Linked DNA regions of Mus musculus: region 2 is linked to region 1. Evidence: chromatin loops called from intact Hi-C (ENCODE). Cell type or tissue: left cerebral cortex. All regions are shown on one strand. Each heading gives the region's core, and the rest is flanking DNA. Links, peaks and the distances in the headings are about the cores only.

Evidence for each region. A loop is a pair of places that touch in the nucleus more often than their neighbours do. Peaks named below come from ENCODE experiments on the same cell type or tissue, not always from the same donor. Only the 100,000 strongest peaks of a DNase experiment are listed, where the experiment ranks them.
Region 2: it touches region 1 in a loop (2.0-fold over the local background); 11 of 42 quality-filtered maps call a loop at or near these places.

The regions. Positions count from the first base shown.
Region 1 is chr14:8,452,147-8,468,689 of GRCm38, reverse strand. All of the region lies in intron 14 of Cfap20dc (CFAP20 domain containing), which reads left to right. Gm46492 (a long non-coding RNA gene) reads right to left here and starts at 4,597. Exons shown (of 4, transcript XR_001781488.2): 1 at 4,267-4,597; 2 at 3,552-3,707; 3 at 1,768-1,816. In left cerebral cortex, for the core only: a CTCF peak has its summit at 8,003 (motif pointing left); DNase peaks (open chromatin) are centred at 4,044, 6,067, 7,988, 8,870 and 1 more place.
Region 2 is chr14:8,588,217-8,604,759 of GRCm38, reverse strand. All of the region lies in intron 4 of Cfap20dc (CFAP20 domain containing), which reads left to right. Among named protein-coding and RNA genes, the nearest start is that of Cfap20dc, 70 kb to the left of the region's middle. In left cerebral cortex, for the core only: a CTCF peak has its summit at 7,664 (motif pointing right); no DNase peak of the experiment used is centred there.

The DNA.
Region 1 (16,543 bases), core at 3,627-11,626:
AGAGACTTTCCTTTCTAAACAAGCATCTCATTCCTCTTACGTTCTTAGTATTCTTCCTGCTGCCTGCGTTTGCGTTATGTTTGGATCTGCATATACAGAGGCACAGATTGCTCTTATCATTCATTTTTCTTGCTCTCTCTTGATAGGAATAGATATGTGCACCTCTTAATTTTGGTATTCTTCACCACAGATTCATGGTTGTCTGAGACTCCAATTCTCCATATTTATAGCTCCACTGCTCATGTGTTGAAGGCCTTTGTCTAATCTTGGTGCCATTGAGGGGGAGTGAAAGCTTGGGAGGTGGAGCCCTAGTGGGGCCCTTTAAAGGCAGGCAGTGTTGAGACTCAACCTGCTCCCTCCTCCCTCCTCCCTCTCCTCCTCCTTCTCCCCTTCCTCACCCTTACTTGCCTCTCTCTCTCTCTCTCTCTCTATCTATCTATCTATCTATCTCTGCCTTTTGTGTGTGTGTGTGTGTGTGTGTGTGTGTGTGTGTGTGTGTGCGCACGCGCGCACATACATGTGCCTCCTGTTTGGTATAGAGTGGGCAGACTGCTGCATGTCCCCCCACTGTGAGATACTGGTCCAGAGTAACAAAGCTGATAAACAATAACTGAAACTCTCTGTGAGCCAAATGAACCCTTCCTGGTTTTAGCTTAGATATTTGTTACAGTGATGGAAAGCTGACTAACACACTTTCTGTTTCTTATCTGTTTCTCCCTCTTGCCTGTATTGTTGTCTGGGTGATGATAGTTTCTCCATCGGCCTTTGAGTTGAGGGAGCGAGGGAAAGAGGAGGAGAGACAACTGGTACCCAGGATACAATGGGAAAGGAAACTGTGTATCCTGAATGTTAATATGTTCTTTTGTGTGCTTATTGGAAAAGGTCTGTTGGTCTCAGCTGGTCGTTCATATCCATTTTATGAAGTCAGTGCCACTTGCTAACCATGTACTTGGGTTACCCCTGCTGAAGACGGTGTGCATAACCCTCACTGGCCTAGATAAGCAAATAGAGCATTGTTTTAAAGATGCACAGGTGTGTCTATGTATATAGATCTAAATGCACATATATTGTGTGTAAGAGAAAGGGGTAAAAACCTGAGCCTGTGGGATGGCATGTTTGATTCAAGCATCTTCCTTCTTCCTCCCCACTCCACCATTTTCATGAAGAGATTTCATGAAGAGACCACTGTTCTACTGTGAGAACAGACTTTTAAGACATCTGAGCCCTTCTCTGTCCAATCTCCAGCCAAAGCCAGATTTCAGGATGGCTTTTCTTGCCTCTGTGCTGCCTCAGAGAAAGCCCCAGGGAGAAGATTCCCAGAAACAAACCAAATCCCTTGAGAACCTTCCTGCTTTTCACCTCCAGCCACTCATAACCCAGGACAACAACCTACCCAACTCCGAGAGCCCCCTCTTGCCCCAGGCTGTAGGAGACTCAGTAATTTATCTGCAGAACCTTGTGGATGAAGAACAGACAGCTCATGGCCACCTGCCCGTCACATCTTCCTCCACTGCCTGGGACTCTTGCTGACCTGTCCATCCCACTTTCAATCCTGGATCTCATGATTCTTCTCCAAGGAAAGTTTGCTCAGATCCCAGGCCATTGCAATAAATGACTGGCAACCTGGGTACCCTCGCCCGCCTACCCAAGATGACTTTGTCTTTGCTTTCTTCTCTGTTTATTCTGGGACCTGGCTCTGAGCTGGGTAACCCTGTTCTTCACTACCTCTGTCTGTGATTAGCTCTCTCTTAGGCTTCTAGCACTCACCACATTACTCAGCCCAAGTCTTCTGGTTTCTCCACACTGTAGATTAAGTCTGGAAAACATAACCAGTATTTTAGTTACTGCCTTGTTTCCCAAAGTTGCAAACTGATGAAGCCCTTCACAACGGTAGAGTGCATCTTCTCCCCGACCCACCCAAAGCCCCTATGTCTGAAATGACAAATGCCTGAAGAGTCTGGGCATCTCTAGCTAGCAGTGTGTGGTCCCTCGGGCCTCCCTAGTCACTGCTATTCATCTGGATAGGGAACTCACATGCCTGTGGTCCACAGTCCAGTGGAAGATGGTAATTACCAAAGCAATTGTTTACCATTCTAACAATTGTATAGTTTCAATTTTTAATTAAAAGATTATGGGTTTTTTAGACTAATAAAATCCTTTAGCAAGCATAAGTAGTAATTCTAGTTTATAGCATCTTTGTTCTGCTAGAGATGAGGGGGCAGGGCAGGAGAGAATGCAGGTCAAGATCTCAGAGAATGGCACATACCCTAAGAAATGGAAGACCATACTTATTGTCAAGTGTCCACAGCCATTCATGTCTCTAAACCCACTGACTCATCGTTCATTTTGTAATCCAGTGCAGAGCTTCCTTGTTATTTAAATAAGAACCCCCAACAGCCTGGGCAATTCAGCCTTAGCTTCAGTGGCGCTTGGTGTTTCTGAAGCCCTTACGCCATGAGCTGCGCTTGCCCTCCATGAACTTGCCCTTTCCAGGGGGGCAGTTCCACTCTGTGGGTCCTGCATGTGATATGAAGGCCACTGAGGGGCGGGGCTGCACGGAGAGGAGCTGCAGCCTTACAAAACTGGTGCTCGTGCACAGGCTCCACTTCTGTTAGACATTTTCTTTCCTGCATTTCTTTTCATTTCTCTTAATGAAAAACATTATGTTTTTAAATTGATTGAAGTTAAAACATGCTTTCTCATTTTAGCAATATATTATGTTTATTGTCACTTATAGCTTTATATTGTGATGTTCATTACACATAAAATCCCACTCAATATAATAAGCCCCATGTGAGTCAAATGTTTGGCCTGTTTCAAATGACTCCGAGGTGAAAAGGCAAACAACTCTTAGCTGATTTGATTGAACTAACACAAACATTATTGTTATATTGACTCTTTCTTGCCCATTGATTTTTAAAAGGCTTTATATCCCTTGCTATCCATTAAGGCGAGTCAGATGCAGTGTGGTGCTCAGGACAAGAAAACACTATTGGGCGTTGGGTATGTATAGTCATAGGGAAAAGAACCATTCTTAAACACACTTATAAGGAAATAGTTCTCATATTTTGCTATGAATAACTTCTTTGCTCTTGATTTTTGAGTTAATAGTCAGAACTGCTGGATTGTCGCAAGGATACATGGCTCAGTAGCAAGTGAAGCGAAATGGTAAACTGCAGGTGGCTTTGTCCTTACTTACCGAACACAATTAAAAGCTAGCCTCTCACATGGCCTTGTGTTTTTCAGTTTGCGTGTGTGGCAGATACACACTCTGCTAATAATGCCTCCTCTTGTGCATGGCATTCATTTCTCAACTCTAGACTCTTTTCTTCTCACAACTGTTGAAACTACTTGTTGGCCACTAGAATTAAAAGAAATTTCCACGGCGGTGTAGTTGGTGTTTTGGCAAAGAGTACACTTACCTTGTTTTTCACAACTTGCCCTCCCCCCATAGACTCTTTAACAACACTCTTACTGAAAACAGAAACTGACTTCATTCTGCAAATACAATTAGTGCATAGTTGGAGCCCAGAAAAGGCTCTGATGTTTACCTCCTGGACTAATGGCGGACGTGGGAGACAAAGGAGGACAACTGCATTCTGCATCCTGACATGACATGACGGTCTCTGCATTCTGAGAGTGAGTTTCCAGATTCAAGCCCGAGCCAGAAAGTGCTGTGGGCGAGGCACACAGTAAATGAAGACCTTCTGTAATAGGGAGGAACGGATCTGTCACTTGGAGGGATGGTGAGGCGAGGAGGAGATTAGCTGATTACTCACAGACAGAAGGCAGCTTGGTGAAAAATGTGTAGGAAACGATACGTGTGGGTTTGTGCTGATTTACGGATATCCTTAAACTACAATAACACTGCAGCTGTAATATAATAACACACTTGGCTTGCATTTTTAAATCATCAACATATTTCTAGTTTGACCTTAAAACGCCTCAGGCTATTCTCTATTAAAATTAGCAGCTTCTTGATTAGGAAAAAGTGCCCTCTAAGATGTCACAGCAGCGCCCTCACAACAAGCACACCTGGCCTTTCCCAAGCTGCCGTGTGCATGGCTTCCCTCCAACATCTCTCCGCAGTGCCTGCATCTCCTTCCAAGCCTAATTTTAATTGTGTTTTAAGTATGCCAAAACCTCCTGTGGGTCTTGAGGCATTTCAATCACACACACACACACACACACACACACACACACACACACACACACACACAAACCCACCACCTGTCTTCTACCAGCCATGTTTAGTGACATACTCACCTGTCCTCATTGGCTTTCATTGTCGTTTTTTAACTTCTTATGGTGATTGAAGAATATCTATGAATAAGCCTCCTGTTTTCCCATGGGATAAAACAGGGTCAGTCTGTCATAGCAATGAAATCAACCACTTTTATTTTGTATCATTGCAGATATTCACCAGGAAAAATAAATTAACAGATTTATATTTTCTATGAACAAATGTGAGATGTGAACAGCACACATGCACCTAACGTGACGACGATGGGCTTGCATCACCGAAACCATCTTAGTACGCCTGCCTGATGCAAGTGCAGCAGGGCTTCTCTCATGTGCTCTTCGCTTGGTTTGCCAGTGCTGGCCTTATGTAATTGCATGTAATGACACTTGAAAAGTGACAATATTTGCTATCTAGTTTCCCCCCAACTTCACCCCCCCCCAAAAAATTAAGCAGTCTAGATGGGAAGCTATTGAAGAGAATTCTTAAAATTTGTGATAGGAATACTTAAGTGTAGCTCTTCTAGCCAGGGAGGGGTGGGGAAGGACTCCACTTTCTTTGAAGAGCTGGCCATTGGGAGTAAATAAACAACACAAAATGCACTTAGTGTTTCTTCTTCTTCTTCTTCTTCTTCTTCTTCTTCTTCTTCTTCTTCTTCTTCTTCTTCTTCTTCTTCTTCTCCTCCTCCTCCTCCTCCTCCTCCTCCTCCTCCTCCTCCTTCTTCTCCTTCTTCTTCTCCTTCTTCTCCTTCTTCTTCTCCTTCTTCTTCTCCTTCTTCTTCTTCCTCTTCTTCTTCTCCTGGAGGGGAGAGGTCACAAAGGTGGGGGATAGACCTGGAAGGACTAGGAAGTGTAATCAGGGTGCATTATGTGAAATTCCCAAATAATTAATAAAAATATTAAGAGGGGTAAAAAATTTGTACCTAACCCCAGTAGCCACCACTTGAATCCTAGATGATGACAGTTCAAATTAAGGTAGGTGTGTGTGTGTGTGTGTGTGTGTGTGTGTGTGTGTGTGTGTACACGACTTACCAGGATTCGGCATGGTTGTGGACTTTTCCTGTTCTGAAATTAGCACTCACAAGTTAGAATAAGTAAAGGAACTGATGGAAGAGCAAACCAAAGAAGAGATTCTGAGGTGGAGGCAGTTGCTGTGTCCTGGCACCCCTGCCTAGTCTCTGTCATCAGGAGTTAATAATGCTGTCTGCCCAATATCTTCAGCCCTTCAGGTTTTCATGCGAGTATTTGGTTGGCACTTACACGGTCTCCTTCTTTGGCATGCTGCCAACCACCCTACTCATTATAGCCAATAAAAAATTAGTAACAAAATGGCTTTAGTTATTGTTTGGCACTGGCACATAGAACAAGTGGGTTTTGGAGGTGGCATAATGGTTATAGCACAGTGTCTGGCGGTAAGTGCGGGTTTGTGTTTGTGGGAAATTACTCAGCCTTTCCAAGCATACTTCAGTTATCTAAAAGTAGTAACTTTTTTTCCAGGTTTGCTACAAGGGTTCTGTGAGATAATACACGGGGCCTCTCAGGAATATTTTCCTTAGCAGTATTAATTTCATTAGTAATATGAAAAGTTTCATGACTGCAAACAGTGATAATAGGGTGTCACTAGTAAGCGAGGATAGAGAGAAAATGAGGCATCCAAGCATCACAGTAAGGCTAAGGAGGTGATTTACCCAGTGTCTCTTCAAATTCTGCTCGTCTGTGCCAGGAAACAGGCTTGGCACACCCTCAGGCAGTTCCTCATTATCAGACAAGATAACAAGAAACCTTGATGCCAAACTTGATGAGCCTTCTTCTAACTTCTCCCCAGAACAGTATGTTGAGCCTTTGCCATCCTCACATCCTTCTTTAGTAGCGCATCTGAGTCACTTTGTCCACTCTCCATTTCTTACATGGTCCTCCCTGATCGTTCCAGCCCTGACATAGTCCTGCCCAGCTCCCTTGGCACACTGTTGGGCTTACACAGTTGCTGTCCTCTCAGCTGAACAAGACAATTTAGATGTAATCCAAACCAGCTGGATTGCAGCTAACGTCACCAGGCACTATGTCTCGTGATGTGGGGTGGGTCCCATTCACATTTGTAGTTTTCCTGTCTCACTAATGACTTACATTTAGTATCTAGTCACCTAGACCACTCACTGTCTTTCCCTTGGGCTGATGCTATAGATTAATGGGGAGTCTCCATGCATCGCTGGTGCCTTTAACCACAGCCTGTTCCCCACAAAGCAGTTAGAGAGACCTTTGTAAACACATGCTGGAACCTACTCCTCCTTTTTAAAACCTTTCACTCACAGGATACAGGCTGCAAGACTGAGTGGCCAGGCCCCTGTCTGCTGGTACAACCTTATTTCATAGAGTTTTCCTTGTAGGGGTTTGTGTGCAAGCCACGCTGGCCCTTCCCCTCTGCCTGTGTGTGTCTTTTCCTCCCACAGTGGCTTCCATCTCACTGTGTCCACTTTGCTTCTTCACACCCTTGCGCCACTGTGCTACCTACCAAGCATCCTGCAGCATGAACCTCTGAGCAACAGTTCTACACTGTTACATGATTTGCTGATTGGTTGATGGCTGCCCCGCCCTCCACACTATATGCTTTACAAGGACAGCACTGAGGACTAGATTCATAGCCTCAGGGTAGGAAGAGATTGGGAACTTATTAAAGGACACTACTTCAGGTAAAAGACACACCACAAAATAGAATATTTGCAGTACAAGGGTTACAGCCCGCAATATATAAACAAAACACAAATCAGTAGGAAAGAAAATAGAGACAACCCAAAAGAAAAATAAAATGGCCAAGACTGACGAGGGATATATAAATACCCTGCTTGGGACGTTGTGTGTGCACTGCCAATGGGTGTGAGTACACTGCTGGGTAGGTGTGAATATAGCATGTAAATGCCACAGTGGATGTAGATATGCCAAGAAGGTATGAACTCCTGCAGGAAAGGGGTGTAAATGTCCCACCAAGGGGGTGTGAATGCACTGCTGGAGGGCACTGACGACAATTACGATGTACTGCCCGGGGATATACGTTCATCTAACTGCTTTGGAAAACTGTTTCATACGAGCTAAACATATCATGGCTTTTTATCCAGAGATAACACTTCTTCATACATATCCAATAAAAGGCACAGAGAGGTGCGCATCCAAGTCACATCTAGAGGTTGAATGTCCATTCCACCCCTTAGAACTGCTATGACGATTATGTTTAAGTGAAAGCAGTTGAGCTACAAAACAAGATCTTGGCTTTTTCTTTATCTAAAGCAGCACCTGAAACAGTTGCCATTAGTCACCAGTGCCCAGAGGAATTTCCTGCTAATTTAGCTATATATACACAGGTACCCCCATTAACGTCAGAAGTCCTTCCTAACTTTCCCATGGAACCCCTGGGGCTCATCCTCCCTGCTCTGTTGCTCTGCGAGCCTTTATTCCCAGTTATTCGGTGTGTCACCCATTGCTGACAGAGCTCCACCTGCACTGTCAATAAGCTTCGCCTTCTCATTGTACACTGTAGTTGATCTGCAGACCCAAGCAGCATAAGGGCCTCAAGCTGGAGAGAACTGGCTTTGTATGCTAGAAGAGATAAATAAACTGTGCGATATTCACAAGACAGAATACTAATTACACCCAAAAGTATGGATGAATTTGTCAAATACAGTATTTAGAAAAGACTCTGGATAGCACATACGGGATGTTTCCATTCCTACAGGGATCAAACTTGCGTTTTGAGGTGTAGCGTCGCCATCTGGTGGCCACGAGGAAAAGAGCATGATGTCTAAAAGGAGCAAGAGGGGACTCTTGCCTGACTTGCATTGCAGTCCGTCCCTGAATTGTGCATTTATTACATGTGCACCTTTCCATGCAAAGTTCACGGTGCAGTTCTGGTTGATGCAGATGCTCTCTCTGGTCCTGCAGTGTCTGTCGCTGTTTCACAGTTCTGCATGTTGCTTTCTGCAGAGTTGAGAACCGCGTGAAGGCTGAATAGCTGCTATGCTAACACTGAGTAACCGCAGTGCCTCCACCAGCCTGGCCAGTGGAAATAGTTATTACCCTCCCTCAGAAGCCTAATGGGCTTGCAGGAATGGCCCAGCCCAGTGCCACAGGATCATTTCATCTCAAGTGTTTTTTGAAAATAGCATTTCCCCTTCATATCTGTTTAAAAGTCCATTTGTCGCGCACATCGGCATCCTATCACAATATTTCTCATTAACTGAAATGTTACAATTAACGCACTCTGCAACTGCGGGGAAAAATTAATCTCGTCAGCGGAATATCCTGTCAGCTTTCTCAGCTCTTTATTTTTGTGTGCAGCCAGTCAACACTGTGGGGTTGGGGGGGGGGAGACAAATTATTCACCTGATAGAGCCTTTTTTCAACATACCCTTGTTGTATTTGAGTACTGAAACTAGAGGTATAGCCCAACATTCCAAAGGAAATGGAAACCACTATGCAAATGCCATTTCCGAGAACCCAACAGCTTAGTGAGGGAGCCCACACCTGTGCTTTACAGAAGCCCACAGGGCTGAGTTACAGCACTGAATTAAACCCCGCCTACTCTCTAAGTGCTGCTAAAATCTCGAAGGAAGGCTTATATGAATTTGTATTTGTATTCTAATTTTAGGACGGTTAATTTTCTTGGGTTAGAAAAGGCTGCAGTTTCCTGCTCTTAAGGCTGAGTTAGAATGCATTCAGCATGCCCTTGCCGTAAAAGCTTGTAAAGATGCTACATGGAGCTGCTCCACTTGGGAGCTCTTTCTGGAATTTCAAGTAAGCCACCACTCATACTTGCACACTGGTAGATTCTACCTTATGACACTGTGTGTCCTCACTGGGCAGTCTGTGTTCACGTCTCATCCGTACCTCTTTTTTTTTTTTTTTTTTTTTTTTTTTTTTTTTTAAGCACGGGAATACCCAGGCCTATGGAGCTCATAGCTTGAGACAGGATGGGAGAGTTTTCGCTTTGCCCTTACTTGACTTTGAATATTTAGGGAAAATTCTCAGTTTGCAGATTTAGCTAATGGCACTACAATGTCACTCTTCTCTGTTTAACATTCAGCTTTGTTAATCAAGAAAAGCATAGATTGGCTCTTTGCATGTTGATTAAATTGATTACAGCTGTGGGCCTTGATAGCACTTTTTTTTTCCCCAAGTGTCTCTAATTAATCAGACAATGCTTGATTGGGCTTTTCTGCTTTGAGGAGATAAACTGACTTCCTCCAGAACTTTCACCCTGAATATCTCTCCGTGGCAAGGTAAAGATGTGAGTCACTTGCCAGGGTGACTTTTCGGTTTCCTTTCATCCTTCAGCAACTAAAGAAATGGAAAGAGGAAAGAGAAGAAGCAGAGAGAGAGTGGGGGGGGGGGGCTTTTGAAAGACAAATTAAAGTCTAATAGGACTCAGCTGAACCCAAATTTGGAAAGAAAGTCTGTGTCCCTGGAAGCTCTTAGGATGGCCTGCCCTCTACAGGGAAGTGTCTCTTTGCTCTCCTGCTCTAAACATTCTTTGTCAACCTGTGTTCTCTGAAGTGTCAAGTGTAGTAGCCTGGTGCTTCCTTTTCCTCAGATTCGAGTTGCAGGAAGGAGGTTTTACATGGCCACCCACTTTTTAGTCATATCTCCAGTTGAAGCACCTGTCATTCATGCAGATACAACCCTGACCACTTCCTGGAACATTGCCAGCATTGAAGAAGACCTGAGATGCTCTGTGATCATCTCTGGAGTCCATCCATCAAGTGAGGCAGGCCACTAGAACCTTGGCTTATGTGGCAGGAGGTGACAGTGAGAAAGGCAACCTGATTTCCTGTCCCTTCCCATCAGTAGATGGGTCTATAAAGCCTGGTGCCAGCAAGCAAGCACTTGCTCACCTTAATCTCGGCCACTGGATGTTGTTAGATACGTCAGAAGACTTGCAGATCTCATCATGGTGAAGGATCCTAGAGAGAGAGATGCTAATGTTAAGATAGAAAGAGCCTAGGGCTATACATGGAGCTGAGTGGTTGGGTACTTGTGTAGCAAGAGGAAAGCCTGATTCTATCCCCAGCACCAAAACAACAACAATAATAATGCCTGCACTACAAAACCAAAGTGCAGCTAAAATTAGAAAAGAGAATAAAAAAAGATGTGTAGCCCCTCGTTTTTACTGACAGGTGTAATGGTGAGTAACAGTGTCTTAGACACCTAACATGTAAAAACTTCCTATGCGCATACTAGGAGACACAGCTTATATGGCCTTTTGTTTGTGGATGGGGATAGTCCTAGCCTCTGCACCACTTCCTCTGGGAACTTTCAGTTAGTAGGTCCTGAGCATCTTTCTGAATTTGTATTGACTTATTTTTCACAAGCTTCTAGGAATCCCTTCCTCATTTGGCTGGATCCGGACATCTAGGTGGTTTCCACATGTTTGTTATTGCCAAGGGAACGAGAGCCAACATGGTCATGAACTTTTCTTATGAAGGCCACTGTAAATTTCTAGCCAGAGAATTCCTCGGGCAAAAGATAATTGTTTGTTTGTTTGTTTGTTTGTTTGTTTGAGACAGGGTTTCTCTGTGTAGCCCTGGCTGTCCTGGAACTCACTCTGTAAACCAGGCTGGCCTCGAACTCAGAAATCCACCTGCCTCTGCCTCCCAAGTGCTGGGATTAAAGGCATGCACCACCACTGCCCAGCGGTAAAAGATAATTTGATAAGTATTGCCTAATTGCTTACCCATTCACTGATTTATTCCTGTCATAAATATAAATATGTTCCCATATTTTTTGTTTATTGTTTGTGACAGGGTTTTTTATTAAAGAGAGAGCCACAGACAGACAGACAGACAGACAGACTCAGGCAATCTCTGAACGCATTACATGAGTGAAGATTATCCTGAATTCCTTCCTCCTCTGCCTTCACCTCTCTAGTACTAGCATTATTATAGGCATGAGCCAATACTCAGCCCATCACCCTCCCTTAGTCTCTTAAGACCTTAGAACTTTTGCCTAGCTGTCAGTGAAATATCATTATTTTAATTTGCATTTCTCTGTGTACATTTCAAACATTTTTCCATGCATTGAAGAACATGACGTGTCTTTTCCTCTGACTTATATCTGTAAGTTTCTGGGGTTATATCTTAATGTGCTCAGCATCCCTATGAGTCCAACACAGTGTTGGTCACATGAACACTCGATGTCTATTTAAATGTTATTTAACAAATGAAGCACACAAAAATCATCTTAAAATAATATAAAATCCATCCTTAAGGCTAATTGTCATTGCCAGAGACGTTGAAGACCACTGAAGAACCATTTACATGTGGTATCTTCTCAGGAGATTTTTGTACAATGTTCAGAGCAGAAAAGACTCTGCTACATGCTCCGGTTCTCAGGCTAGGGCTTATGAGTCAGATTGACCCAAGATGGATTAATAGGAGAAAAGCATGCACATTCCCTTTGATCTAATATTTTAAGTTTTGCGTGTACATGGAGGCTCTCATAGAGGGAAATGGAGAACCAAAGAAAACTCGACCTGAAGTTTACACATCCCTTAAACAGAAGCAGATTATGTATAGAAACACAATAGGAAAAGAAATGCAAGGGGGCCTTAGTGTGGAAGCAGGAAATTGTAGGAAGAGGATAAGGAAGTGTATGAGAGAAACTACTGGAAGATGAGAGTTCTTTTCATGAGGCTTGTCCAGATTGATCTTACTGCCAGATCCCCATCTTGATGAAAAGAATGTTCTCTTCTCCTGAGATAGATAGATAGATAGATAGATAGATGATAGATAGATAGATGATAGATAGATGGATAGATAGATAGATAGATAGACGATAGATAGATGATAGATAGATAGATGATAGATAGATAGACGATAGATAGATGATAGATAGATAGATGATAGATAGATAGACGATAGATAGATAGATAGATAGACGATAGATAGATAGATAGATAGATAGATAAATGATAGATAGATAGACGATAGATACATGATAGATAGATAGATAGATAGATAGATAGACGATAGATAGATAGATAGACGATAGATTGATAGATAGATTGATAGATAGATAGATAGATAGATAGATAGATGATAGATAGACGATAGATAGATAGATGATAGATAGATGATAGATAGATAGATAGATAGATAGATAGATAGATAGATTGATAGATAGATTGATAGATAGATAGATAGATAGATAGATAGATAATATCCTTAGTGGAGAAAATTTATGTCCTACTTTCAGGAAGACATAAAGAGTCAGAAAGCTCCAACCTAAAAGAATCAGGATGATAGACTGGCATCTACAAACAGGCATGTCATATTCTGACCCCACTGAACTGCAACTATTTTGGCACCATAAAAAATTACTGTTGTCAAGAGGGAAGTTCTGTGCTTTTTCCATATGTTTCTTACACCTACGTATTTAAATAATACCATATCTATTCCCAGTTGCACAGCAATAAAGTCCTAACTGATCTTCATGGTCCCTCTCTAATTTCTCACCAATCCATTCTCTGCGCATCTACACTGAGGTCTTGCTAAAATGCACATCTACACTTCTTCCAGGCTAACAACTTTTGCTTGATTCTGTAGGGCCCTCATAACTTAGTTTGCCACTCACATATTCTATTTTTTAAGCAACTGAGTATAATACATACACACACACACATATTAAATACATACATAAATATACTCACGCACGCACACGCACGCACACACACACACACACACACACACACACACACACACGGTTAATAACTTCATATGGTCACAAGTGCTTCAGGCTCCCTTGCACTGCGTTTTCGTTGCACTGCATTCCTATTGTGTTGCATGCTGTTTCTTCTAGACGCTTCTTCCACCTATTTTTCTACCATGTTACCTCACTCTCGTCCTTAAGGAGCAGCTGTCTCATGGCTGTTGCTATAAAACCTTCCCTAATCTGCTCACCCGGCTGTTCCCTGTGTTAGGCTCTCTTCTCAAACTACTCCCGTGAGTGAATCCCTCAAGAGCAGGAGCCGTGTCTTATTTCTAATGCTTAGGAGATCAATAAACATCAAAGTGTGTGTTATGAAATAGCTTTTCTAAAAACAGTATAGGGAGTGAGGGTCAGCCCTTTTCCTGGTGTTTCAAGTTGATAGTTTATGTGTCTTAGTTATATGTGATGATGTCTAATGCTGTGATAAGTGATTCTAGGGTTTAACTATCTTCCATGTAAAATGTGTCCTTTACCCTACAGATAATACTATCAAGCTAGAATGATATTCAGTTCTGCAGAAAACATAAAAGTTACATTTGAATGAGCATAAAGACAGTAGTAGTTTTATGATTTCTTGGAGCATAAAGAACTTGGTGGAACCTGGTACTCTCAGTTTTAAGGTGTTCTAAGACATGGAGAGACTAGAAGAAAAGAGAACAACTTACTGTTTGTAGGAACGCTTGTTATATGTCTCTAGACAGCACTCCATTTAAAAGTTTCTAGAACTTATAAACAAATTTAGTGAAGATGCAGAGCACAAAATCAGCATGCAAAAATCTGTAGCATTTTTATAAAACCATAATGAACTTGATGAAAGGGCATTTTTAAATATTCATTATCGCTACATATAAAAACAAATATTTAGGAAGAAATTTAAGAAAAAAGTAGATCTCTGAACTGAAAATGACAAACTATTAATGAAATAAACTCTAGGTGATATTAAAACAATGAAAGGATTTTGTCATCCTTGTGGATTGAAAGAATCAATATTGTCAATATTTTCATACTACCCAAAGCAGTCTATTGATTCAGTAAGATTCCCATCAAAAGTCAATGTCTATTTCATAGAAATAGAAAAGTATCCTCAAAATCACATGGTACCACACAAAACAGCCATACTAACCAAAGTGTTTCTAAGAGGAGAAAAACAACAACAATGTAGGAGCCATCACAATTCCTGATGTCAAGATATGCAATAAAACTACAGTAACTAAGTCATCATGGAATAGAAGCAGATGGATAACACAGTGGCACAGAATAAGCCAGAAATTATTCCATGTTCATATGGCCAACTGATATTTGACAAAGGTTCCAAGAATATAATCCAGAATAGACAACAATTTCAATAAGTAATACTGGCAAAGTTGTGTTTCCATCTGCAGGAAAATGAAAGTAGGCCCTCTCACCAAACTGCTAAGCTTTGAACCTTAAACTGTGAGATGACCAGGAGTACAAGTGAGTCCAGACACTGATAGAGGCACCAGTGTTTTATATAGGACTCTAAAATCATGGACGACAAAAGCCAATACAGGCTGCTACCTGCATTTCACCTTTAAAAGCTGTGCCCAGCAATGGAAGTAATCCACAAAATTATCAGGCAACCAACAGAATTCGGGAGAATATTTGCCTGCTACTCATCTGCCAAGGGATTTATATATGCACTGTCTAAGAAATTCAAACAACTAAAGTTGGAAAAACGGCCTGATGAAAACAGCCTACAGATATGGGTGCTTTGCAAAGAAGAGGTGTAAAGGCTGAGTGCATAGACCAAAGCTCCATCTTGACCAATGAAATAGGACAGAGACCCTGAAAGTAAACCACACAGTTATCATCTGGAAATAAACCACACAGCCCCACCCATCCGAATTTCAAAATATCCACCAAAAATATGAGAAAAATAGTCTCTTCAACAAATGCTACTAGGGAAGAAGATATGCACACGCAGGGAAAGGACAGGAAGCCCGTGTCTACCATGCTGTCAATTCTGCCATGAGCCCAACCTCCCTGAGGACCTATTGGTAGCTAATCTTTGCTGGAGGTAGGGGAAACCATTTTCTTCATTATTGTAGCCAGCTCCAGTAAATAACCTCTAACTCAGGCACATAGAAGCAACCCTAATTAAACTCCGTGGGCCCCAGAACAACAGAAAGCCATGAAAGTCAAAGGGAGAGTTGTTAAGAAGAGAGTCATCGGAAGGAGGAGGGTATGAAGGTATAGGAAGTGTAATCGACCAGAATACGTGATATACATACCTGACTCACCAAATAGTAATTGTAAAAGAATCATTGTCTACTTACTTTAAAAAAAAAAAAAAAGCATCCCACATGGACCAAACACCTTAATGTAAGACCTAGAACTTGGAAACTAATAGCAAAACACTTCATGATAGAGTCATAGGCAAGAACTTCCTAAAAGGCCACCAGGAGGCCAAGCAATAAGAGCAGTACTCAGTGAGACTGAGTCAAATGAAACAGCGTCTGTGCAGTGGACAGTGAAGAGGCAGCCTTCTGAAGGGGGAAGTGACAGGACGTATACAGAAAATATGCATGAAGCTCAAACCTTAAGACACCAAAACCCCATTACTAATTAAGGATAATTGGCCAAATGAATTAAATACTCCTCAGAAACAGCACAAATGGTCAATAGATAGTTATATTTAAAAAATCCCAAATCCCAAGTGCAAGTTAAAACTACATTGTGATTCCATCTCACTGTCATAGTCAGAATGGCTGTTACCAAGAATACACAGAGGCATGCACACACACACAGAGACACACACACCCACACACACACACTTCTGACTGGCTGTGATATGGAAGAGCAGAGACTCCAGTGCATTGTGGGATAAAATGTAAACTAGCAAGGCTATTATGAAAATCAGAGGGTCTTCAAGAAACTAAGGTAGAACTATCAGAACATCCTGTTGTGACACTACTGAGTAATTTCGAATTCCTGAAGGAATTGAACTCAGCATTCAACAGTCAGACCCAGAGAGCCACGTTTGCTGTGGCACTAGTCACAATAGCTGGTTTGTGGAAATGGCCTAAATGGTCATCACCAATGAATGTAAAAGTAAAATGTTATATAGTTAAACAATGTAACTTTATCCAGCCATGGAGAACAATGAGATTATGAACAATGAAAGAAAATGGTTGGAACTTAAAGATTATTTTAAGCAAATGAGCCAGAGTCACAAGAATAAATATCTCATATTTTTATTCTCATATGAAGAATGTGTATAGGTAGGCAAGCAAATCTATGTGTATTTATTTGTATACATACACACACATATGTATATGTATGTATATGACATGAGAAAGTACAAGAGCAACTGTTTGAAAAGAGAAAGGGAGGTTGTAGGGTAGAGGTGAGACAAGAGAGTGAAAGCGGATAAGTCACATGATGTCCATGTAAGAAAGCGTCATGGTGAAACCATCATTTTGTACAATATCTATATATGCTAATAAAAACTGCTCGGTCTCAATAAATATCAAAGAATTGCAGGGCAAAATCCACAAAGAGATAATCTCCCTTTGTTAGAATAGCTAACATC
Region 2 (16,543 bases), core at 4,054-12,053, 140 kb before region 1:
TTTATGTTTACATAAACTATAAAAATAATTTGCTTCCACAGTTGAAAAATAATCACTTGTAAAATGCAAAATAAGTCTTGTTTATTTTGTTGACAGTCATGTGCAAGTCAGGCATTCCCATCACAAGCTTATGCTATAGATTCATCATGGAACAGAAATTGATATTTCACAGTTTTATGTTTCTTGAGTAAAGTGGAAATACTTAGAAAAGTGTATTAATGAATCTTAAAAACTTTGGTCGTGAACTTGCAGTGTCCCCATTGCACACTTCAGCAAATCTGAATACATCTTAAGAACAGGAAATGAGGACTGCTGTATCTAGCAAAACTCTAGGAAGAATTTAAAACAGAATCATCATTAGCAAAATTCTAAAAATGGAACGTTTTTCCTTAGTACATTGACTTCCTTGCTATAATGTGTGTGTTTGCTCTCCTTGTGTATAAGATATTCCACTCTTCCTACTATAGAGCTAAAGCCAGTTTTGGGAGAGTGACCTTGATTCTGTGTGACTTAGTTATCATCAACTAGATTTTTCAAATATTTCTCACTCCAGTAAAAGTAACTCTATAGGGCTCTCATGTTGGCAGTATATACACAAAAAATAATTAAATAAAACGTAAACAAAAAGAGTAAATCTAAGAAAGAAAAAAGTAAATTTCTGTTTCTGATTCAAGCCATGAAAGAATTTTAAATGTATATATGCTGAAGTTTTATCCATATTTTCTTATATTTATATAGATTACATTTATTTTACAATCAGTCTTATTAAAATATAATATACTAATCTTATCTGTTACCTTAGTTGGGAAAGATAATTGTAAAATATGAATAATGTAAGTATTTTATGAATGAATATTTTCATAAAGCTTTACAAAAATAAAGTAAGCAAAGTTTAGAAATAATGAAGGCTTAATATTTTACCTGCATGTTTCTTTTAGGTCTAAGCAAAGGTACAGAAACAGTATTTTGCCTAATTAAACTGTTATAAAAATTACCATCAGCTGATTAGCTTATAAACAAATGAATTACATTTGTCACAGTTGAGATGAGAGCATGATTTGACATGTCACTTCATGAGGAAACATTAGAAATTAGTGTCACCACGTCCCATGTCCCATCTCAGTGTTCTCCTGACTATGGAGACATGTGCCAGTCTGGGCCCTGCCTCACTGCAGCAGAAGGTTTCTCCTGCTACTTCCACAGAACATGGAAGCACGAACAAGAACAACATTCGATATTATATTACGGTGAGGTCTGTAAGTCATTATCAGTGTATTCTAGCTAACCCATTGTCACAGACAGAGATTTTAAAATGTGACTCAGTCAGAAGTTAAAGAACATGAGTCTCTAGTTTGCTAAGGCTTATTAGTATTCATGACTGTTTAAGTTTCTTGAGTGATCCTTTCTGTGTTTGAAATGATCAAGTTTTTATTTTAATTTGTTAATTTCAGAATAAAAATGTTCATATCAAATACCATTCCATTGCAGAGAAAATCCTGTAGGTCCTCACAGATAATGAGGTTTTGTTTCATTTTGTTTTTTTGATTGGCCTATGTTCATTGCACACTGAGTTTGATAAAGACATATTTTAGATGAGTAAATCATATATTTTGACCACATCTAGCCCTCTCTCCAAGATTCCCCTTTCTTCCTCCACAGTTCTGCTTTTACTTTCATGTCACCTTTCCCGATGCCCCCTGTGTGTGTGTGTGTGTGTGTGTGCGCGCCCATCTGTCTCTGTGTGTTTGTGATTTATGTTTCTATATAAAATCTAGAAACCACAAATGAGAGAAAACATATAATATTAATCTTTTTGAGTCTGCCTTATTTTACTTAATATGATAATTTACAATTATATCCATATTCCTATGAACAAAATAATTTTATTCTTCTTTATGGCTGAATAAAACTGTATTATCATATTTTCTTCATCTGTTATCTGTTGATGGACACCTAGGCTGATTTCATAGTAGGCTTTTGTGGATAGACTTCGGTAAACATGGATGCACAAGGACTTACATGCCTTCAGGTATATAACCATAAGTCATATCCACACTGATTTCACACTGGCTAATTAACAATTCTAAGCAGCAGCTGATAAAGGCTCCTCTCTCCACTCTTCCCCAGCACCTGCTATTATTTGCTTTCTTGAATTCATTCCAGAGTTCACTCATGTGCTCTGTTTCCTCGGCTATTTTTATAATTGTTGCCTTGCTCTCTTTGTCTGAGTTTTATCTAACTTGCCTTTACTCAAGTCAATGACTGTGCAACTGATCGTTTTCCCTGGGTTGTTGCTGCCCTGGTTTTTTATGTTTTGTGTGTTTCTGCGTTGAGAAATAAATTCTGTTGGATTTAATTTTTAGTATTTTATTTACATGTATGTGTTTGTTGGGAAGTTGACACATGTGTGGAGTCAGAGAATAAGTTGTGCGCATTAACTTTTCTCTTTATACTATGTGAGTCCCAGGAGTAGAACTCAGATCTTCATGTTTGGCAGCACTGGTCTTTACCAATGAGTCATCTCACCAACCCTGAATTTTCTTTTTAACTACCATTTTGTTTCAGTTTAAATATTTGCAACACCCAAAAAGGACGAGTGGATATAGATAGGTATAGGTATAGATAGAGATATAAATGATACACAGGATATATCATATGTTGATGCTAAAGAGGAATTAGTTCTGCTTTCCATCTTTATGGGGGTTATGAAGAATGGTACAGCCATAGACAATGGTATAGAACAATAGAACTCAAGAAAAGAAATGTTAGTACCTATTGGTGTAGAGCAAGCACAGGTCTTGTTTTGGGCTTTTATCAGAGATATATGATAGAATGGGGGATGATCATTCTAAAGAGTCGCATAGAATAAGTAAGCAAATGCTCACAAAAGGTACAGGAGCCATTTATGCATGGATGGGGAAACCGAGTGTAAAGCTTCTCTACCACCAGTGTAAAACATTGGTTGGCTGCAGAAAAAAATAGCAAGAAAAGGCAGTGGTGGCTTAATCTAGAGAAACAGACATAGAATTAGGAGGCTTTACAGCCAAGTAAGGAAGGATAGGTTTTGAACAGCAAGAGAAGTGAAGATTTCAGACTCTCAGAGAAAAATTTCAGAGCTAATATAAACAGAGATGAGGAAAAGCTACAAGGGATCAAAATGGTGTGGAGTAAGGTCACCATCCCAAGCCCCTCCCGAGCCCCATGACCTGGTGCAGGTCTGTAAGATGTGCTAGCTGATGGGGAGATACAGGCACAGGACTACTGTAGCAGCCCAACCTAGGGCTGTCACTAGCTCTGGATTTTGACTCTCTGTAGGGATTTTTAAAAAAATATCTAATCCTTTTGTCATTAGACTTCTCTGTATTATTATAGTGTTATAAAGGGAAATGATAAGCAAGTCAAGAGTCTCCAAATAACTGTAATTTGAAATTTCAAATTACTTCTCAACTGTAAGCTAGTTAAAATTTCAAAAGTTGAAAATGCTTAGTTTCTCTTTCCATGCAACGAGGCTGCATCTGTCTTATGGTGTGTTGAGTTTGCCCCTCTGTATTTTCACAGTCTGCTGATGTCGACCTGTGCATTGATCGGGCAGTAGGAGAAAGGGTAGTGGCCGCCCTCAAACTCTCCAGGAAGACTACCTGAGACACTGCACACAGAATCAGTCATTTTGTTCATAGTTCCATGACAGGGACAAATACAGTGACTTGGGATTTTCTGATATTCAGTGGTACTGTCTATTTTTTTTTTAAAGGAAGGAAGCTAATGGCAGTTATTGATGGTTTACTGCAAGTTCTTTTAGGCTCTTCAGAAAAGATGAGAAGATCTAAGCATGACAGAACGGAATATCTTCACCATTGTCCTCTGACAATGGCATCCTTCCTTTCTTCCACCCAGTCACACTTCTATCCATTTCCCACCCTTAGTCTCAAGACATGATAATTAGCCAAATGAACAGCAACACACAATTACCGTGTTCAGAAATAGCTGAAGTCATGACTCACAGATGTTAAATAAAACTTGAAGAGAGGGTATATGGAAGTGTTTTAAAGGCGTATCCTATAGCCAGACAGCCTTTCTGGTTCCAGCACTTTCTCTGAAACTCATTGCCCATGTGATCCAAGTCTTGTCCCTCAGCTTCCGAATCTATAAAATAGGGGTACTGAAGCCTCTTCCATGGGTTTGAATATTAAATGATAAAGCACGTAGCGGAGGGAAAACCTGATCTTTCCAGTGAACAAACCTTTGAGTAGAAGAAATAAAAAGAGTTTCTCTGGTCCTTGTGTGTAATGGTGTTTACTGTTGAGGTTTTTGTTGTTTTCTTGTTGTTTAAATCTCACGACCACCAATACCAGCCTCCTCCCTCACTACCACTACCCTCCCCCCTCCCACCTCCATCACCACCACCACCTCCACAAGTCAGTCTTCAGCCTAAGTGGTGGCATTGAAGGTATGCAGCCCACACACTGCTTTGAATGAATTCTTCAAACACAGAGACATAGAACTGAACTTAAATCGACTATGGCTTTTATAAAGCTGTTTTTCTTCATTCCATCTGATTTAAGTAATCTAGAAAAATTAAAATGACAGAAAGGCAGATCAAGAGTGGGGTGGGAAAGCAGCAGTAGAGAGGCTTCTCCAGATAAGAGCTGCCTGAAGGCCAGAGCAGACGGGTCAGAAAGCCAACCAGTTGCTGCACTGCCCCACAGATGCCCTCCTAGACAATTTAATGTCTCTTAGACAGTTCCAGAAAGCATTATCCGGAGGAGTGGGACACTTTGTGTGGCCTGCAGCCACATGATGAGCCTTAGTGCCCACTCAGTTGGATGCTGCTCTTCCTCACCCTCAGCGCCTCCTCAGCTCAGACCTTCCTTCATCCACATGTGGGAACTCCTGAGACTCAGCCCAAGCCTCGCCTCTGATCTGACTTGATCTGCTGCACTTTGGAGCATCATCATATCATCACTTTCACCCTTCACAGTCACTCTAAGTAGCTTGTTGGCCAGCCTTCTCTTTAAGTCCTGAGGGGTTATTGACAGAGGAAACCAGGATGAGCATGCTCTAGACTCAGTGGGGAGATGCCTGTAGACTGTACACATTCAGCTAGTGTAGGCTGTGCTTTCTACCAAGGCAATGGCAGATGAGCTACCATACTTCTTCATGGATGCCCCTGTCACATTGCCAGTGAGTCATGGCAGCCTTGGAGTCCTTTTGAACAAAGAGCATCACTTCCAGGCACCTGCTGCTGGGAACTTGGGACCTATTTGCTCTCCAGGATTATGAGTTTTAAAACAGACAGAGTTTTCTTTAAATGCATTTTTTCTAATATTGATTTTCCACAAAAGAAAGAAAGAAAAACCCAAGGACAAGACATTAAATCTCACTTTTGTGGAGGCATTTCTCTTGGGAGCAAATACAATATGACTCAGAATATCAGCATCTCAAGCAGGCCTTTGGCAAGCCAGTTGATAACTGACTTTTTTCACAAGTGGCTGAAATGCTGCCACTTAAGATGGAATCAATAGACTTTAGATACCAATCGGGAAGTGGAGTTGACACTCCCAGAGGGAAGTTCCGAGCCTGGCTTTCAGCCTCGTCATACTGAGAGCTGCCCTTTTCTATTCAAAGCTGGATCTACGTAGACTGGATCCTTAGGAGCTTTGCATCTGTACGAGCACCTGAGGAAATGCTCAGTTCTCCAAAGTTCTGGATATGGACAGAACTGGTCAGTTCTCATTGCTGCACTGAAATGCCCAAGGCATCTAACTTACAAAGAGTTTACAGGCATGTTCTAGTCTGCCTCCAGACACAAACCAACTCTCATCTTTCCTTATTCCGTCTATAACAGGAGTAGGCTCAGCTTTCCCAAGCAAAACGGCACTTTGGTGACTGTTCGCTGTCCTGCCCTCCCTCCCTCTTCCCACATTCCTTGCAGGTTTATATGTGGGGTTCTAACCTTGGTGTCAGTGAGGAATCACTAAGCAGCTCTTCCTTGCCAGGCAGAGCTGGTTTTATATCATTTGCTCCGCTCATCCCGTGTGCTCCCTGCATTCACCCTGTCTGTGTCTTTACCACCCCAGTTACCTGACAAGGGAACAGACTGTCCAAGAATCCGTGCATTCCCAGAGTCTTTCAGAAGGGAGGAAATCCTCAACAAGTAGTTCTTAGGACACTGTTAGGTATAGGATACCCACAGAGGTCAGCACATGTCAGACAGAAATGTCCATCTAGATGTTTTCCGGCATGGCTGATGTCCTGCAGAAGTTACTCTGTGTTGTGTGATTTGGCTCTTAGAAAGCATTTGCCTCAGCTATTTAATTATTCTTCTTAAGTTCTGGGTGTGAGCTGCCACACATTCACACCTATGTTCCCAGCTGAGAAAGAGTGATAGGAAGGAAATTTAGGTATGTGAGTGTGTCCAAGACAGGTTGGCAGCTGGGTTGCTGTTGTCTTTCCAATGGTGCCACCCTGCTTGTTCATGACAGTGGCCCTTACATGACCGGCATTTCCTCCTGACTTGTCAGTGGCACTCTTCTTGCTTTCTCATCCCCTTCACTACTTCCAGAATCAGGGAATCTCCAGGCCTTCCCTTTCCTGCCAACATACAAAAATCACCTTAATTCTGTCTGTGCTTAATGTGGAGGCATTTACAGAGTGGAGTTTAAGTGAACTAGCCCACTTCTTGTGATCATCTTTGAAATACGTGGTATGCAAAGGAAGACAGAATATGCTTCTTATTAAAGGACTGACTACAAAAGCACGGAGCCCTTTCTGTCCAGTTTCCTGAACACTGCCCCTGCTTAGAACTGTGCTGTGAGATCCAGGATCATAGGATGTTCCTCTTGCAGAGGCATGAGAGACACACTTGCAAGTTCAAGTATAGGCTTGTGGAAGTATTATTGCCACTGTATGCAGAATGTCCTTTGCAAGGTCACCGTCACCCCCCTGCCCCACCACTCACCCCCAGTCTAAAACATGCTCCCCAAAGCCAAGTATTCCTGTACTCCAGACTACTCCCTGACCCCTGTACTCTTGTTCTTCAATTAACAAAAGATGTCAAAATGAATATTATTCTAGCACCAAGACCACTACAGACCCAAACAGGTGATATTAAGCTACTTCTCTGGACACATCAGTAGAGGGAATGAGCATCAGCCTTGCCTTCAGACACTTCAGTTGTTCAGTTTTAGAGCACGGGGGACCACAGTAGACATTTTCCTCTTTAGTGAACAGGAAGCAGACCATCCATCACTCATGCAAATCTTCATATGAAGACCTGGTGTTTTCTTAGACAAAATCATGCTATAAGGAAAAAATAAGATTAAGTGGATTTTCTTAAGTGGTGCCTCAGTTTAGAAAAATACAAATTGTTATATTTCTTTAAATACATGATCTCCACAAATGCTATTACAATTCTGGCATATAATCTGGACAACATTATTAAATTGATATAAATGCACACCTTGAATGGCATGCAATTTATACACATTGTCTCTGCCCTAAAATTCTGGAAAAGAAAATAGAAAAATAAATAAGTAAAGTCACTATCGATGGCATCACATGCTCAGAAGGATACAAAAACGAACTGGACAGGCAGTTCTTAGACAGTTCTTGCTTTTTAAAAAATGTATTTATTTTATGTATGTGAGTACACTGTTGCTGTCTTCATGTACACCAGAAGAGGGCATCAGATCTCATTAGCCATGGCTGTAAGCCACCATGTGGTTGCTGGGAACTGATCTCAGGACCTCTGGAAGAGCGGACGTTGCTCTTAACCACTGAGCCATCTCACCAGCCCTCTTAGACTTTTCTTAAGTGTGAAGATTTACATTAAGACTTGAAGGAAAGCCAGGCTCAAAGACACACCTGTGTCCCAGCAGGAGGGAGGAGTGCAGAAGGGTTAGGAGTGCGGGTCACCCTCAGCTACATAGTGAGTTGCCGGTAAGGCTGAACTATATGTGACTCAGTCACAAATCAAAGCAAGACTTAAAGAAACAGGAAGAACTAGTACTGTGGTGAGTGGGTGGCACAGCACTCACACAAAGTAAAGAACTGGGAAGTGTTGCACGAGCTCATCAGGTGTGAATCCAGAGGGCCGAGCGGAAGAGCAGCCGTTCTGCATGTACGCTGAGGTCCCGCTTACCCCCTTACACTCTGCAGCCACTCTCCCATCTGCGCTGAGCCTGGGAGGTGGTCCGCTCCTGCCTCTCATGTCATAGTTAGTGAAACAGATTCTGACCTCAGGACAATGAGATGCTCAGAGGTCAGAGGGCAAGAAGAAGGAAGAGTCGGGAACTTTTTTCTTTCTTTGCTTCAAATTTTCTGTTCATGATCCTTCCGATGAGAACGTGGTACAGTGGTGTAAGTGCCTCCCCTCGTCCCTCCAGACTTGAGAATGGTAATGTTTCCACAGTTGGGATTTGAGGATGCCTCACTGTACTTCCTCATTTTTGCCAACCCGTCCCATACATCTGCGACACATCAGCTCATGAGAACCTCTTCATTTGAACCCTAGGAAGTGAATTCTGTTCCTGCTAGGTTGCTGGCTTTGGAAATGAGGCCTGTTTAGTGAGACTAGGCAATTTATAGGCCCCTGTGAGCTAGGAATTTAGATTCTGATCTCCGGGCAGTGTGAGGCTCACCTACAGTTTCATGCTGTGCTTAGGTAAGATGGCTACTCTGGATGCCAGTAAGGCTAGTGGTTTGAGGGAAGCAGGAATGGGAATGGACAAAGGAAGAGCAGCTGGGAAGTTGTATAGCTGAGAATCCATGGCACCTGGCCTGAGCTAGGGAAATGAGGAAGTCCACCTGGACCAGGCAGACTTGAAGGAGGAGCTAGGAGTCAGAAATGACAGGCTTCTGATTCGAGCTGCTGAGGAGCAGAGACACGGTTCATGAAGGATTTGTTTATTTTAGTGCATTACATTATTTGTAGAAATATCTAGAAAAGATATCAAGAAAACAGTATAGTTCAAGAAGAACTCTTGGCTAGAGATCTAAATCAACTTTATCAACATGCAGATAGCATTTAAAATAAGGCAGGGTAGATATGGTCCCCATGAAAAATGTCTTTTGATTTTGTCGTATAAAAGAGAACTTAGGAGCTCCTAGCATTTAAAGGCTTTTAGAAGCTATTTATGTGCACATTGTTTTGCAGCTTTTGTTTGTTTGTTTAGTTTGGTTTTTTGTTTTTGTCTCTTTGTGGTCCTGATTGTCCTGGAACTCACAATGTAGACCAGACAACCCTCCCTCATCCTCTCCCAAGGACAGGGATTAAAGACATTCAGCACTGCATCCAGCTTGAATTCACACTTTAATTCATCCCAGAATATTGTAAAAAGAGTTTGTAAATCCAGTTTATAGAAAAGGGAAAACAAGAAATCAAACGTAAAGATGCTGTTTTATACTTCAACCATAGAATAAGCGTGCTATCTCACTGAACATTTGGTTAGGAGAACAGCACTTTTGTGCAGTAGAATGCATGGAAACATGATAGCTTTGTGGGGTGTGGGGAGACTTAGAGGTTGGCTGCAGAACTGAAGGACTTAACTGACCTCTACATTTCAAACTTACTGCAGACCAAGAGTCCTGCTCAGCCAGTGAGTTTCCTGCACTGTCTAACCTGACGGGAAGGCGCTTGAGTTGATAAGTTTCCAGCCTAATCCAAATTAAAAGGAAGATTGTCTAATTTCATCTTTCATTTTCTAGAAAACTGTAAAATAAAAGAACATAAAAACGTCAGTGTTACGAGGGACTCCTGGCTCCAGCTGCATATGTAGCAGAGGATGGCCTCGTCGGTCATCAATGGGAGGAGAGGCCCTTGGTCCTGTGAAGGTTCTATGCCCCAGTGTAGGGGAATGCCAGGGCCAGGAAGTGGGAGTGGATGAGTTGGGGAGCAGGGGGAGGGGGTAGAGGATAGGGGATTTTCAGAGGGGAAAATAGGAAAGGGGATTTTAAAAAAATGTCAGTGTTGTATTACCATTAACACAATGTATAACATCCAAAGCAGACAGGAGCCGTGCAGTAAGATAAGTTTCATGGTTTTCTGTAGATTCGCCTCAGATGATCATTTTCTGACTCTGGGGACATATAAATTTTATCATATGGCCTTCCCGTTTGTATATTACAGTGCTGAACTGTCACCCCCAGCATCCATTAGAATGATATTGACAAAATGTCCACTCCTATTGAGCTAAGTACTCAATAAGCCACTGTAAGTAAATTGTTGTGTTCCCAGCTCGAAGGCCAGTTATTGATTCCCACATGGCTGTGGACCTGGTGGAGAAGCCCTTCCTGCGCTTCCCTCCTAGGAGCTACAAAGACTTTTCAAACTCTCAGATAGCAAAGAGCCTTTCTCCAACATTGCTTGTTAATACCCTGTATATCTTTACTGTATTTTATTTTAAATGAATAGTTAAGCATTAATCAATGCTTTGCTCTTAGGGGCTTTAAAAAATCCAACTAATATCATATTGTGTAATAACATACACATGTCTATAATAAGAAAGGTAGAATCTCTTTCCACAAGAACAGGTATTAACATTTCTATGAACAGCTCCAGACATTAAGCATGCATGTCTGTGACACCCCCCAGATCTCCTTTATACCCACAGTAGAATCCTGGCACTCACTCTCCAGCACTTGGCTTGGTGAGTGCGATGGTTTTGCCTCACCTATCTTGGGAATCTTTCCATGTGGCTACATGGTAAACTGCCTCATCTTTTTTAATAGTTGTCATACGTTTCTGGAGTGTGGCATGGGTTAGCTTATTTAGATCCATATGGCAGACCTCTAAGCTTTACCTCTGGTTAATATCAGTGTTACAGTGAATACTCCCATGTGTGTCTGTTTGTGTACTTGTGAAATAGCATCCCCTTAAAGAGGTGTGAGATTATCATGTAAAAATAGAACAAGAGAATGTATAGACTGCCAACTTATAGTGCTATATTCAGGAAAGCAGAAATGGGAAGAAAAATATTTAAACAGTAAATATTCAAGATATTTAAGAACATCTGACAGATTTTTTTCCCCTTTGTTAGAAACTCATTATTTCCACATTTGGGAAGTAGAAACTTTTTCAAGTTTTTTTAAAGCTTGTGACAATTGGGAACCGTTAATAATCGGAGTCTGTGCTGTGCTTTATAGTGACAACTTGGGATGTAACTGTTTGTGCTTTGCGAAAAGTGGACTTGATCACCAGATATCTTTTTTATTATAAATTTGGAAAGTAGTTGTTTAAGGTTTAAACAGAATGGTCAGTGACACGGAAAGGACAACCTCTGGTCCTCCACATGAACAAACAGCTGGAGAGCTGGAAGTTTACTTTCCAAAATAAAGGCTAAGTTCCATGGCAGTCCGTGGCAAACCATGTCTGGAAGGTAAGAGAGTGTGTGGTAGAAATGTCAGGAACCTGAATGCTTTTCTGTCAGAGACAGCTATTTTTTAAGTGCTCAAATTACACACAATTCTAGCTTCTCTAAGGAATTGTGTGCTAGAAAGCTCAGGTTCTGGGATGTTTGCATCAAGACAGAACACATGAATCCTGCTGTCTTTAGTTTCTTAGGACTGTGCTCAGATGCTACCACAAACAAGATCAGTTAAAACAATAGCAACATAGGTTTCAGAAACTAACCCCGCCCTCCCTGCCCAAAGAAAAGATATTGGGAGGATGGGTTTGCTCTGAACATCCTGGGGACTACATTGACAAAAATCTCAATTTATGACAGTCTTATGCAGTATTAACTTAATTTCAGTGGTGTATAAAAACCGATTCTGTTCTCTGTTCCTCCTTTGTGCTATTATTATACAAATTACTTCCTTGTATTCTGTAATCCTAAACGCGGGCGTGTAATTACCGTTTTATGCTTTTCTTTTTTCTATGTAAGAAAAATTTGGTTTTGGTTTGTTTTTGTTTTTGAAGCAGTCTCACTGTGTGACCCAGGCTGGCCTGGAAGTTACTGTAAAGCCCAAGTTCTCCTTCAAGTCTGGATCTTCCCACCTCATCATCATGAGGCCTCAGCCACCACACCCAACGGCTTCTGTTCTTACGGAAGACATGGAGGGGGAAAGTTACAGCAAATATATTTGCAACACTTTTCATGTTTTTCCATTTTCTGACATGCTGTAACTAGTTTGCATGCATGGGAGTTCCTGGGCACTGCCCTTTTGTGTAAGCCAGAAGGACTACTGTCTTGCTTGTTCTCACTGTGGTCACACCTATCAAGGCAGCCTGAGAAGAAAAAGGTTGCTCTTGGCTCAAAGTGTGAAGGACAGTCTTTCATGATGGAGGATTTGCAAAGGAGCACAAGGAGGCAGCGGGTCACACTGTCGAAAGGCAGAAGGCAGAGCACATGAAGCCTACAGTCCAGCTTCCTCTCCCCTTTCTAGTCAGAGTGTGATCCCAACTGGTGAGGTGCCCATCAGATTTAGGGGGAGTCTTCCCACCTCAGTTAACCTAACATAGAAAGCCCCTCACAGACTGCCCTGAGCCTCACAGCCTTGATGGTTCTAAACCTCCCCAAGTCGGCAACCAACCCCATCCCAGATGCTTCCACTATTTGTTCAAGGTGAGCTTGCTAGCAACAAACTCACACAACTTGTGTTTATATTAGAATATCTTAGTTTCTTTTCCACTTCTAAATGATGGGTCGGCTAATTCATAATACTGGGTTGATAGAGTTTCTCTTTAAATATCTTCCTCCCACTTCTGCTGCCACTGGCTTCTGGTGAGAAGTCAGCTATTAGTCCTCATGCAGCTCCTTTCTGCAGAGTGAGTTATTTCCCTCCTGCTACCGCTAGTATGGTCTCTGGCTTTGTCTGGCTCTCCATGGTGGGGTTATGAGCTTTTTGGGTGTTGCTTGCTTTTAGCTCATTATATGTGGAGTTTTCAAGCTTCCTGCATGTAGAGTTGCTAACCCTTCAATCACATGGTTGAGTTTTAGCTGTTACTTCTACACATAGTGTTTCTTCCCAGTGTTTTTCCTCTGTCCCTGTTCTCACTGGTATCTGATGGTTTCATATCCCATTTGTCTCTGTGGCCATGTGTGTTTTCTCCATGATGTTGAAGGTAGATAAACCCTACTGGGAGAAAGAAAGAAGTCTGTACTGTGACCACCTCAAACAGACAGATGAACTGTGACAAAGCCCAACATATATTCTTGATAAAGACTCCAAAAATTAAGATAAGGGAAGGATCGAGGAAGGACTTTGTATATCATACTTGATAGTGAAAGACCAAATGCTTCCTTCCATGCCTTATCTTGCTATCAACTTGACATACTTGGGAAGAAGTAACCTCAGGTGAAGAATTGCCTCCATGAGATTGTGCTATAGGTGTGGGGGAGGGAAGGGAGGCGGCACTTTCTTTACTGCAGAGGTGTAGGAGGGCCCAGGTCACTGTGGACTCTACCATCAGCACAGGGGAACCTGGTCTGTATAAGAAAGGTAGCTAAATGGGAGCCTGGGAGCAAACAAGCAGCATTCCTCACGCTTTGTGCTTAAGCTCCTGCCTTAAATTCTTGCCTTAGCTTCCTCTGATGGAAATAGAAAAAAGAGAAAAGAAGGAACAAAGGCTACATCATGTTCCAGCAAAGCACACAAGGCAGAATTGTTTCTCTTTTCTAAAAAGGGCAAAGAGTGCTCAGTGAGTTTAAACTTCAAGAGAAGTATACAGAGAAAACTGACAAAATAAAAGTCCTCTTGGTAAATGTACAGAATTGGAAGGATCAGATAAAGACAGAACCATTTTGTACTTGCCTTGGAATTTCATTCCATAGCCACATTACTCCAGACTTAAACATGACACTATGTATTTTCTCATGTCATTTTGCAATCTCACTATTTCTGTATGCTTAGGCCTCAAATGTGCATTAAAGTTAGTAATTTTTAGATCATAATAAGGAAAAAAATCATAGTCATCACCACCACTTTGGCTTCAAGGACAAATGATTCTGATAAAGGAATTCAGTCAGTCTTCTGAAGTACAGCATCAGTTCTGTAAGCTCCTCCCGGCCGGCCGAAGCCAACATCCCCCAAAGACTTACACAAAGAGAAGGAAAGTGCAAGGGTGACTCAATAGACAGGACCTCCACCCCTCCTGGAAGGTGGCTGCCATCCACTCAAATTCCTACTGAGCCTGCCAGGGTGAAAAAACTGTCAATCAAAGATGATGATATAAAAATGAACTGAAGATTGAATTGAAAAGTAATTCTCTTTTCAAGTGGTTTGCAAATCTAGCCGTTAAGTTAGAATGAATGTGGCTAATGACCATAGCTGTGAGAGCTATGTACCTGCTGATCACTGGAATATTATTGCACATTAGCTTGAGTTTTCTGTCGTCTCCCCATTCATCTCCCCGACGTGGTCTCATTACCTTTCCTACTGTGCCGCTGACCCTTAGCTATGAGTGCTTGCTTGAGGTTGTCGCAGCGGTTTAACTTACATGTATTTTTTTAATGCATCTTTAGGTACAAGAGGGGTAATGCCTCTGTTTCTTCTTTCTCTTTTTTTGTTAGGTCCCAGGAGGTTTTAAGTGGTGGAAATCAAGCCTGTATTACAAGTAAAGAGCTGCTTTATAAGCAGCCTTCCTTACAGCAACTAAATTGCCCCCAAAAAAGCTTACTCGCATAATGAAGCTTTGAAGTAGTCACACATAGGCATTTATATTCTTTCTCTCATGAATGACTAATTTTATTTTTTTTTTTAAAGTAGCAACTCAGCTTGCTTTCAGAACCATTTAAGCTTAGCACATGATTTTGTTTTCCTCCAAAACCAACGACTCTTGATTATGAGATGAGGAAGGTTTGCATATTGATTTTTGCAGACAGTGGCTAAGCTCCTGTCACATTGAGAGGCCTAGTCCTTAGCTGGGCACGAGATCTTATGAAGATTCTCTCCAATGTCAGAGCCACAGTGGCTAGGTCTAAGAGATCTGTTTTGTGTAGAGTGAACCCTAGCCTCTGGGTGGGGATGCTCATGCTGGACGGAGCCTGTTGTCTACTTCCCAGTGAGCCTCCCAGCTCAGTAAGTCACCTCTCCTGGTACTCCTACAGGATGCATGGAAAGATCTACTGTGGTAGAGAAACAACTCTTTCTTTGTGTTTCCATACAGTTCTATAGAATACTCTATCTGGACTGCCCTTTCCTGTAGATGTGTATGTGTGTGATTCCTGCCTTCAGCTCTGTCCAGTGCCATCTTCTTCAAGATGCCTTACTAACTGACAGATATTTTCCATTCATGTCACTCTCTGTTGTCTATTTTTCATAGCACTTGTTAGGAGATGGATGACACACTCTATAATTGTTTTTATTTCTTACTCTTTCCCCTGTTAGAACACATGCTTTATACATCTGCCTGATGCTTGTCACTGAGGAAGCACTCAGTAAATAGAAGAGCAAACATATAATCTTGGTAGGGTTTTAAAAGAGGAAGCTCACCAAGTAAATTCAGTTAGATTAATTAAAGCTCCCGAATCATCAGTGTAATGACCGTGATAACCAGGTATAGCACTCAGGCACATACAGGAAACACACCGACATGGAAGCCTGTGGTGACATCTACACTCATTTTTTAACCATAAATTCATTGCAGTCGGATCCAAGAATCCATGATTTACAATCCAAGGACTTACAGTCCATGACTCACACTTTTCATTATGGAAGATGGGATTGGTTACTGATAGAGAACTTTGTAGATATGAATGATCCACTTAAACTTAATTATTAGAAAACTTAAAACCCCCAATCCACAGAGCTTATTAAATAACCCACAGAGAAGCAACTCAGTGAAGGTTAGGCCTTGGGAGATTTTCTTTGTCTGGCCACTGCAGGCATCTTTCATATATTCTCTAATGCAGTCCCAACACCTCTCTTATAAATTCTTACCACCATCTACCTTTTACAAGTGAAGAAATTAAAGTATGGAGATTAACTGATTTCCCAGAGTTGTTAAAATAACACATGGTAAAGCAGGATTTGAAGCCAGAAAATCTTGCTTCAAAATGATTAAAAAGAACAAGTATGCAATATTTCTGTGTGTGTATTGTGTATATGCAAATGAGTACATGTGTGTATATATCTACATGTATACATGTGTGTAGAGGCCAGAGATTGATAGTGCATGTCTTCCTCAGTCAGTTTTTTATCACGTATTTTGAGATAAGATCTCGTGGAACCTAGACTGGCTGACCAGCAAGCTCCAGAGATATGCTGATCTCTTCTATTCCCACCTGTGCTAGGATTATAGACACATGACCATACCTTCTGTGGATCCAGAGTCGTGTCGTGTGTTCCTCCTGCAAGCACATTAGTGACTTAAGCCTTTCCATCCCCCAGTGTGACATATTTCTGATACAGTTAGTTGGCAGTAGCTAGTGTGAACTCATAACTGAAAACTAACATGTACAAACTAACTCAAGCCAGTACTGATGACTGAATTGTCTTTCCCCAAAATTGAAGAAGTCTGTCCGACTTATTCTTGAACACTGGGAACTTGACAAATCACTGAGCCCTAAGGACAGATATCTCTGAGGAAGTTAAAGTTAGTGCT